2 separate regions of the Homo sapiens genome follow, and region 1 is linked to region 2. Evidence: read pairs that join two places in POLR2A ChIA-PET (ENCODE). Cell type or tissue: Caco-2. All regions are shown on one strand. Each heading gives the region's core, and the rest is flanking DNA. Links, peaks and the distances in the headings are about the cores only.

What was found. Peaks named below come from ENCODE experiments on the same cell type or tissue, not always from the same donor. Only the 100,000 strongest peaks of a DNase experiment are listed, where the experiment ranks them.
Region 1: POLR2A ChIA-PET joins it to region 2 with 7 read pairs; 2 of 35 experiments call an interaction of 5 or more read pairs at or near these places.

Annotation. Positions count from the first base shown.
Region 1 is chr20:4,441,170-4,445,566 of GRCh38, reverse strand. No RefSeq gene overlaps it. Among named protein-coding and RNA genes, the nearest start is that of ADRA1D, 190 kb to the right of the region's middle. In Caco-2, for the core only: no CTCF peak of the experiment used is centred there; a DNase peak (open chromatin) is centred at 2,296.
Region 2 is chr20:4,346,871-4,351,267 of GRCh38, reverse strand. No RefSeq gene overlaps it. Among named protein-coding and RNA genes, the nearest start is that of ADRA1D, 100 kb to the right of the region's middle. In Caco-2, for the core only: no CTCF peak of the experiment used is centred there; no DNase peak of the experiment used is centred there.

The sequences.
Region 1 (4,397 bases), core at 215-4,214, 94 kb before region 2:
TTCCTCTCTCACCATTAAAAATAACCCATCCCAGCTGTCCAATGTGGTTTGCAACAGACCCTCACAGTGACCCCACTCCTACAACCAAGGAAAATAGAGATGATCTATTGAGTGTGACATGGGTCTCCCAGCCACTGCCTCATTCTCTCCTCCCCACAACCATTTCTCCCTGTTCAAGACTTCTTGGAAACACTTGATTTCAGGAAAAATCATCAGGTTATAAAGCCATGTGCAACATCTCAGTCCATTTTGTGCTGCTGTTACAGAACACTGAAGACCAGGTAATTTGTAAGGAACAGAAATCTATTATTTCAGAGTTCTGGTGGCGGGGAGGTTACAATCAAGGCACAGGCATCTTGCAAGGGCCTTCTTGCTGCATCATCAGATGGTGGAAGGCAGAAGGGCAAAGCGACAAAAGGGGACCAAACTCCCCCTTTTATAATGGCATTAATTCCACCCATGAAGGCAGACTAATCACCGCTCAAAGGTCTCTTAATACCTCTTAATACTGTTATAATGGCAATTAGATTTCAACATGACTTTTGGAAGAGACAAATAGTCAAACCACAGCATGCAGTATAAAGTGACAAAGACAATTATTTGGTGATGCCTGGAATTTGGGATTCATAAATATGAGTGACTAGGGAGGAATAAAAAGCCACAGTTGGTGGGAAACCCCAGGGTAGTCCTTTCCCTAGAAACAAGGGCCATCATCAATGGGACAGAAACAAAGAAAAACAATTTATTGTGACCTTGAATCATGTTCATGAGTGGTGATTTCTTTCTGTGGTCAACCATTCTAAGCAAGAACTGCTTGAGTGCATGTGATTCATTTCTGCAAACTTGTTCTAACCTGAGCTTTTAATTTTAGACTAGAGATCCAAGTTAAATATTTCATGTGAACAGACCAAGAATAGAAAACGAGAAAAAAAGAAAGATAGAAAGCCCTTCATTACACAAATTGCAATGCATATTCAACCAACATTCATGGAGTGCCAACGATGAGTCAGGCATTGTATTCCAGATATTTCTGCATCTACTAATATCCCTCATCATACCACACCATTCAAAACCATGCCATCTTGGATTCCATTTCCTTTACAAGGAGACTACTGGTCAACTTATGCATGCAAAGTTTTCCTGGTAGAGTTACCACTCCTTTTGGCCCCACTCTGCCTGGCTCCAGAGGAATGACTTTTTCAAGGTGGTATAGCCCTGAATGGGCTGAATAAGAGAGAAGATATCTGGAACAGCCACCAGTACGTGGCTATCTGTAAGTCTTAGCAAGGAATTGCTGAGTGGCCTGTTTCAGCCCATCTCTCTGGGGCTGCTTGTCCAATATCCTATCTTCCATGATTTGGTAATAGTCTCTCTTTTCCTGCCTGCTGTGGACAGCAGAAGTTGGGCTCACAGGGTCCAAACCATCATCTCCTTCCAGTCCTGGCTCAATGAACAGCCCCAAGTGTGGTTGGAATAGCTGTGAGCACCTCGTGTGGGCAGGGATGGGCTCCGTATCACCTTTCTCCAAACCACCTGCAATGATTTGAATGTATGTGTCCCTCCAAAATTCATAGGTTAAAACCTAATCACCAAGGTGATGGTATTAGGAGGAGGCTTCTGGGAAGTGACTGATTATAAGGGCTCCACCCTCATGGAACGGGATTAATGCCCTTACAAAAGAGGCTTGAGAGAGTTGCCTCCAGCTTCCACCTTCTGCTACGTGAGGACGCGGTAACAAGGCACTATCTTGGGAGCAAAGAGAGCAACCCTCCCTTACCAGACACCAAGCCTGCCAGCACCTTGATCTTGGACTTCCCAGCCTCCAGAACTATGAAAAATAAATTTCTATTGTTTATAAATTATCCTATCTAAGGTATTTTGTTATAGCAGCAGGAAAGGACTAAGACACCTCCTGTTCCCATGTCCAAACTGGGACCTCCCTGGGGGGATGACAACTCCCCAAAGTCCCTCCACACTGGGGAAAGAATAAGACCTGGGGTTTGGCGCACCTCCAGGAGCCTGGTTCTAACCTGTGGGATGAAATTACTGAGCTTTATTTTCTTCTCATAAGATTTTTTAAAATTTAGAACTTCACTCCACATCCAGCCATATTTGATCATGTTTAGCTTTTGGCTTTAGAGATGGTATTGGGCCAATAGCCTCCATGGAGAAAAACGCCTTACTTCCTTGCCCACCCAGGACCAGGACAGCTGATTGCTGAGGAATGTCATTTCCCCGCCTGGCACCAGGTCACTTCCTGATCCTAAAAGGCTCCACTCAAGTCAGCTCCTGCCCAGCCCCTGGGGCAATGCCGGACAAGGCTCCAGCAAACTGATTAATGTGTCCTGGGCCAGACAGGTTCCTTGGTGGCTATTTTTACTCACTCACTCACTTGGTGTTTTAGACAAATCCTACAGTCATGCCAATCCTCCTGCAGCCTACCACCCGCAGTTTATAAATCCCACCACTGAAATGTAGGTCCTATTTATAGTGTGAGCTAAATCCTGTAAAGTGCAATCATTCATTAAACCCCACATAGATCTCCCCATGCCCTGGGCGAGGCCAATGAGCGGGAAACACAAAAGGCAGAAAATGTTTGTTTAGAAGGCATTAGCTGCAGATACTTCCTCCCAAGCCACCTTATAGGTAGGCAGAGACCTTTGGTGAATAATCCAGGGTAACATTTAGGCAGCTTCTCAGGGCCTCATAAATAAGTAGTATCTGGATAGCAAGGGGAGAGAATTTTTTTTAATTTCCTTTTTTTTCTTTTTTGAGACAGAGTCTCACTCTGTCGCCCAGGATGGAGTACAGTGGCGCAATCTTGGCTTACTGCAACCTCTGCCTCCAGGTTCAAGCAATTCTTCCACCTCAGCCTCCCAAATAGCTGGGACTACAGGCACCTGCCACCACACCTGGCTAATTTTTGTATTTTTAGTAGAGATGGGGTTTCACCATGTTGGCCAGGCTGGTCTCGAACTCCCCGCCTCAGGTGATCCACCCACCTTGGCCTCCCAAAATGCTGGGATTACAGGCATGAGCCATCACACCTGCCCAATTTCCATTTCTATTTTACATTCAGGAGGTACATGTGCAGGTTTGTTACAAGGGTATATTGTGTGATGCTGAGATTTAGGCTTCTATTGATCCCATCAGCCAGATAGCAAACATAGTACCCAATAGGAAGTTTTCCAGCCCTTGCTCTCTCCCTCCCCCTCTTCTTTTGGAGTCCCCAGTGTCTATGGTTCCCATCTTTATGTCCGTATGTACCCAAGATTTAGCTCCCACTTATAAGTGAGAACATATGATATTTCATTTTTCTGTTTCTGAATTAATTTACTTAGGATAATGACCTCCAGCTGCATCCATGTTGCTGCAAAGGACATGATTTTATTTTTTTCTGTGGTTGCATAATATTCCATTGTGTATATGTGCCACATTTTCTTTATCTAATTCACCACTGACGGGCACTTAGGTTGACTTCACATGTTTGCTATTATGAATAGTGCTGCGGTGAACATACAACTGCAAGTGTCTTTTTGGTAGAGCGATTTATTTTCCTTTTGGTATTTACCCAGCAATGGAATTGCCAAGTTGAATGGTAGTTCTATTTTTAGTTCTTTGAGAAATCAGAAGATAAATCTTTAATTTTACACCTACCATTAGCTAGGAACTATAAATGATGCATTGCTTTATCCCTGAAAGCCCCATTTTATACCCATGAGAAAAATGAACCTCAAAGAGCCAAGAATTTGCTCATGGAAAGTGGTAGATCCAGGTTTTAAATGCAGGTCAGACCCAGTCCCTGTGTTTATCCCGTATGCTATGCTGAGATGTCTTGGATGAATGTGCTTATGGTGAAGCCTCAGCAAAATTGTGGGTACACCCAGCTTTGTCTCCTGGCCCCAAATCTCCTTTTCCTTACTTTGGGCATTAACTGCTGTTGAGGTCTCACAGCCTGATGGTCATTATCCCTGAATGGCATAAATCAACAGGCTGTATGAGCATTGTGTGAGATTCTACATGAGGGAGAGCATTTCAAACCCATGACAGATGAGAGAAGTTAGTACCTCCATCATCTTTCTGTAGCCTGGGAGCTCCCATCACCATTCTGAGCATGTGGGGAAGCCTTGCCTCTTCTGAGGCTAAATAATCCACCCCTAGGGTTTTCAGGGACTCTAAAACTAAACTGGCTTGTGCCGCAGTCAAGGCATTTGAGGACATTCCTATCATGTCTCTCATCCTGTACAGCTTGGAATCCATAAAAGAGCAACTCTTGGCTGGGCATGGTGGCTCCTACCTGTAATCCCAGCACTTTGGGAGGCTGAGGCGGGAGGATTGCTTGATCTCAGGAGTTCAAAATCAGCTTGGGCAACATGGCGAGGCCCTGTCTCTACAAA
Region 2 (4,397 bases), core at 311-4,310:
ACAACCTTGATGAAATAGCTATTTCCTAGAAAGATACAAACTGCTAAAAAACAACTTAAGAAATAAAAAATCTGATAATTCAGGTGATTAAATTAATAATTTAAAACATTCCACAAAGTAAATCTCAAAGCACATGACTTCAGTGATGAATTCTACCAAATATTTAGGAAATAATTAATATAAAAATTGGAAAGGATTCAAGGTTGGGGAAGATCAGTTGAGGTCAGGAGTTCAAGACCAGCCTGGGCAACATAGCAAGACCCTGCCTCTACAAAAATAATTTTTTTGTAATTAGCCAGGCATAGCATTGCATGCCTGTGATCCTAGCTATTTGGGTGGCTGAGCAGGAGGATCTCTTGAGCCCCAGAGTTTGAGGTTACAGTGATCTATGATCACACCACTGTACTCCAGCCTGGGTGACAGAGAAAGACCCATCTCTATAAAATAATAAAATAAAGTACATTTTAAAAATAAAAACTAAAGCAGAGGAAATATTTTCAAATTCATCCTACAAGGCCAGTTTTACTCTGATACCAAAATCATCACAAGAAAACTATAGACCAATATCCATTATGAATATTGATGCAAAAATCCTCAACAAAATGCAAACAAATCACATCCAGCAACATATAAAAAGAATTATAAGCCATAGCAGAGTGAAATGTATCTCAGGAAGACAAGGTTGGCTTGACATCTAAAAATCAATTAATGCAACATTGTATTAATAGGATGAAGAACAAAACCACATGATTATCCTTATAGACAGAGACAAAGCATTGAGAAAGCCCAACACTTTTCATAATAAAAAGAAAACACTCAACAAACTAGAAATAGAAAGGAAACTTCCTCAACCTACTAAGTCACATCTACAAGAAACTCACAGCTAACATCATATTTAAAGATGAAAGACTGAATGCTTTCTCCCTAAGGGAAGATCAGGAACAGAATACGAACAGCTACTTTCATAACTTCTGTTCAACATTGTTGTATAAATTCTAGCCAGGACAATTTGGCAAGAAAAAGAAATAAAGACATCCAGATTGAACAGGGAAAAGTAAAACTATACAGATGGTCTTGTATATTGAAAATGCTAAGTAACACACAGACACACACACACACAGACACACACACACACACACACACACACACACACCCCATGAATTAGAACTAATAAATGAGTTCAGCAAAGTGAAAAAATGTAAGACCAATATACCAAAATCAATGGTATGGGCTTCCAATTTCTGGTCTGGCCTGTAAGAAACTTGGAAGTAACCACTCTCCCCTAACAATAAGTTAAAAACTAAACAAACTAAAAAAATCAACAACTTTTCTTAGACTTCTTTAACAGAAGTGAGGTCACAGGGCAAATTGCTTCCCCCAAAATTGAAAAGACAGACAGGGAAAAACAAAGAATCACAACTTACCAGAGCAGAAAACCATAAGCAAAAACCACCAAAGGAACCAGTGCCAAGATAAAAATGCCTGAACTGGTTGCTTAATGTGGACAAGTCTGAGAGTTTAAAATCCCAGGGGGCACCAAGCAGTGGGGTGGCGGGGGGGGGCACACTTTTGCGACCAATAGCTTGACCTGATTCTCAAAGTGAATATTAGAGAAAATTTCTCTCCCACTTTCAGAAAGGTGAGGGGAAAATGAACCATTTTTAAACATGCCAGAATATTCTCTTCTTAGATGTGTTCTCAGGAGAAACTATTAACCAGAGTCTAATCTTTTGGGGTTTGATTAGACCCTAACTGACTTATGGGAAGAGAAATACTCAACTCCAGCAACTCTAACCTTTGATATGGAAGATGAAAAATGCCCAGCTCAAGCCTACTCTAGCAATTCTGTGCCATTTAAGAGGGAGAGAGAGGAATTGAGAGGTATTTGTCAAGTCCAGAGGCCCAGGCAATAAAGATTGAGACCTATTATAGGACTATAGAATGCTTCCCTTCTCCACAACTTACCATATTAACAAAGGCCTATATACAGAAGTTCCCTATATATACCACACCACATCTAGCTATCAAGAGAAAATTACAAGGCATATTAAAAGACAACACAGTTTGAAGAGACAGAACCACACTCGAGTATGGCAAGGATGTTGAAATGATCAGACTGGGAATCTAAAACAAATACAGTTAATATTCTAAGGGCTCTAATTAGTGAAGTAGACAGCATACAAGAACAGATGGGCAATGTGAACAGACTGATGAAAATTCTAAGAAAAAGCAATAAAGAAATGCTAGATATCAAAAACACTGTGACAGATATAGAGCGCCTTTGATGGGCTTATTAGTAGACAGGATACAGATGAGGAAAGATGCTCTGAGCCTGAGAATAGCACAATAAAAATCTCCCAAACTGAAAAGCATGGAGAAAAAATACAAAAAAAAAAAAAAATAGAATGGAACGATGTGACAACTACAAAAGGTGTAAATACACATAGTGGGAATATAGGAAGGAGGAGTAAGAAAGGAACAGAAGAAATATTTAAAACAAGAATAATTGATAACTTTCCCCAAAATTAAAGTCAGATAACAAACCACAGATCCAGAAAACTCAAAGAATACCAAGCAGGATAAATGCCAAAAAAAAAAAAAAAAAAAAAAAACACCTAGGCATATCATATTCAAACTACAGACAATCAAAGACAAAGAATAAATTCTAAAAGAAGCCAAAGTGGGGTGGGGGGCAGGAGGCACCTTTATTAGGTGGCGTTGAGAGAAAGAACCTAGAATTCTGTACCTGATGAAATTATCTTTCAAAAGTGAAAGAAAAATAAAGACTTTATCCAGGCCAGGTATGGTGGCTCATGCCTATAATCCCAGCACTTTGGGAGGCCAAGGCAGGCAGATCATTTGAGGCCAGGAGTTCAAGACCAGCCTGGGCCATATGGCAAAACCCCCTCTTTACTGAAAGTACAAAAATTAGCCAGGCATGGTGACGCATGCCTGTAATCCCAGCTACTCGAGTGACTGAGGCATGAGAATCGCTTGAACCCAGGAGGCAGAGGTTGCAGTGAGCTGAGATTGTGCCACTGCATTCCAGCCTGGGTGACACAGCAAGACTTTGTCTCAAAAAAAAAAAAAAATTTCATGATTTTATGATGGAGATACAAAACCTGAAAAGCAATTTAAAAATGGAGGGACTCTATTGTCAGTAGACCTGCCTTACAAGAAATGTTTAAAGAAGTTCTTTAAAGAGAAGGACAATAATATAATTCGGAAATTTGGATCTACATAAAGAAAGGAAGAATATTAGAGAGGAAATAAGTAAAAGCAAAACAAAACTTTTATTTTTCTTAGTCTTAATTGATCGAACAGATAACAGTTTGCTCTAAATAATAACAGTAATAATGGATTTGATTATGTATAAGTGAAACAAATGACAGCAATGTCACAAGGAATGGGAGGAAGGAATTGGGATAATTTTGTTATAAAGTATTTGTAATTCTCATAAAGTGGTATCATGACATTTGAAAGAGAATTGGATTAGTTGTAAATGTATATGGAAAACTCTAGGATAACAACTTAAAAATGTAAAAGAAGAAATAAGTTTAAAAAAAGAAGTATAACATATTCTTTTTTTTTCCATAGGTTATTCGTGTTTGGTTACATGAGTAAGTCCTTTAGTGGTGATTTGTGAGATTTTGGTGCACCCGTCACCCAAGCACTATACACTGCACCCTATTTGTAGACTTTTATCCCTCACCCCCCTCCCACTCTTTCCCCCAAGTCCACAAAGTCAATTGTCTGACATTGTTTTAAAAAGAAAGAAAACAGAATTATAAAATGTTCAATTAAAACCACAAAAAGAAGGAAAAGAGTGGAAGACAAATATAGGAACAAAGAATAATGGCAATAAACGGAAAACAGTAACAAATATGGTAGATATTAACCCAACTATATCAATAATCACATCAAACATTAATGGTCTGAATATATCAATTAAAAGACAGAGATTATCAGAGTGAGAAAAACAAGACTCAACTATAAGTTATGTACAAGAAACTCTTTTTAAGTATAAAGACACATATAGATTAAAACTAAAGGGATGGAAAAACATACACCATGCTAACATCAATCAAAAGAAGGTGGGAGTAGCTAAATTAATTTCAGACAGAGCAGACTCCAGAGCAAGGAAAGTTATCAGAGATGAAGAAGAGACATTACAAAATGATAAAGGAGTCAACTCTCTAAGAAATTATAACAATCCTTAACGTCACTGCACCTAACAAAAGGGCATCAAAGGCCAGGCGCGGTGGCTCACACCCGTAATCCCAGCACTTTGGGAGGCTGAGGCAGGCAGGTCACAAGTTCAGAAGATCGAGACCATCCTGGCTAACGTGGTGAAACCCGATCTCTACTAAAAATACAAAAAACTAGCCGGACGTGGT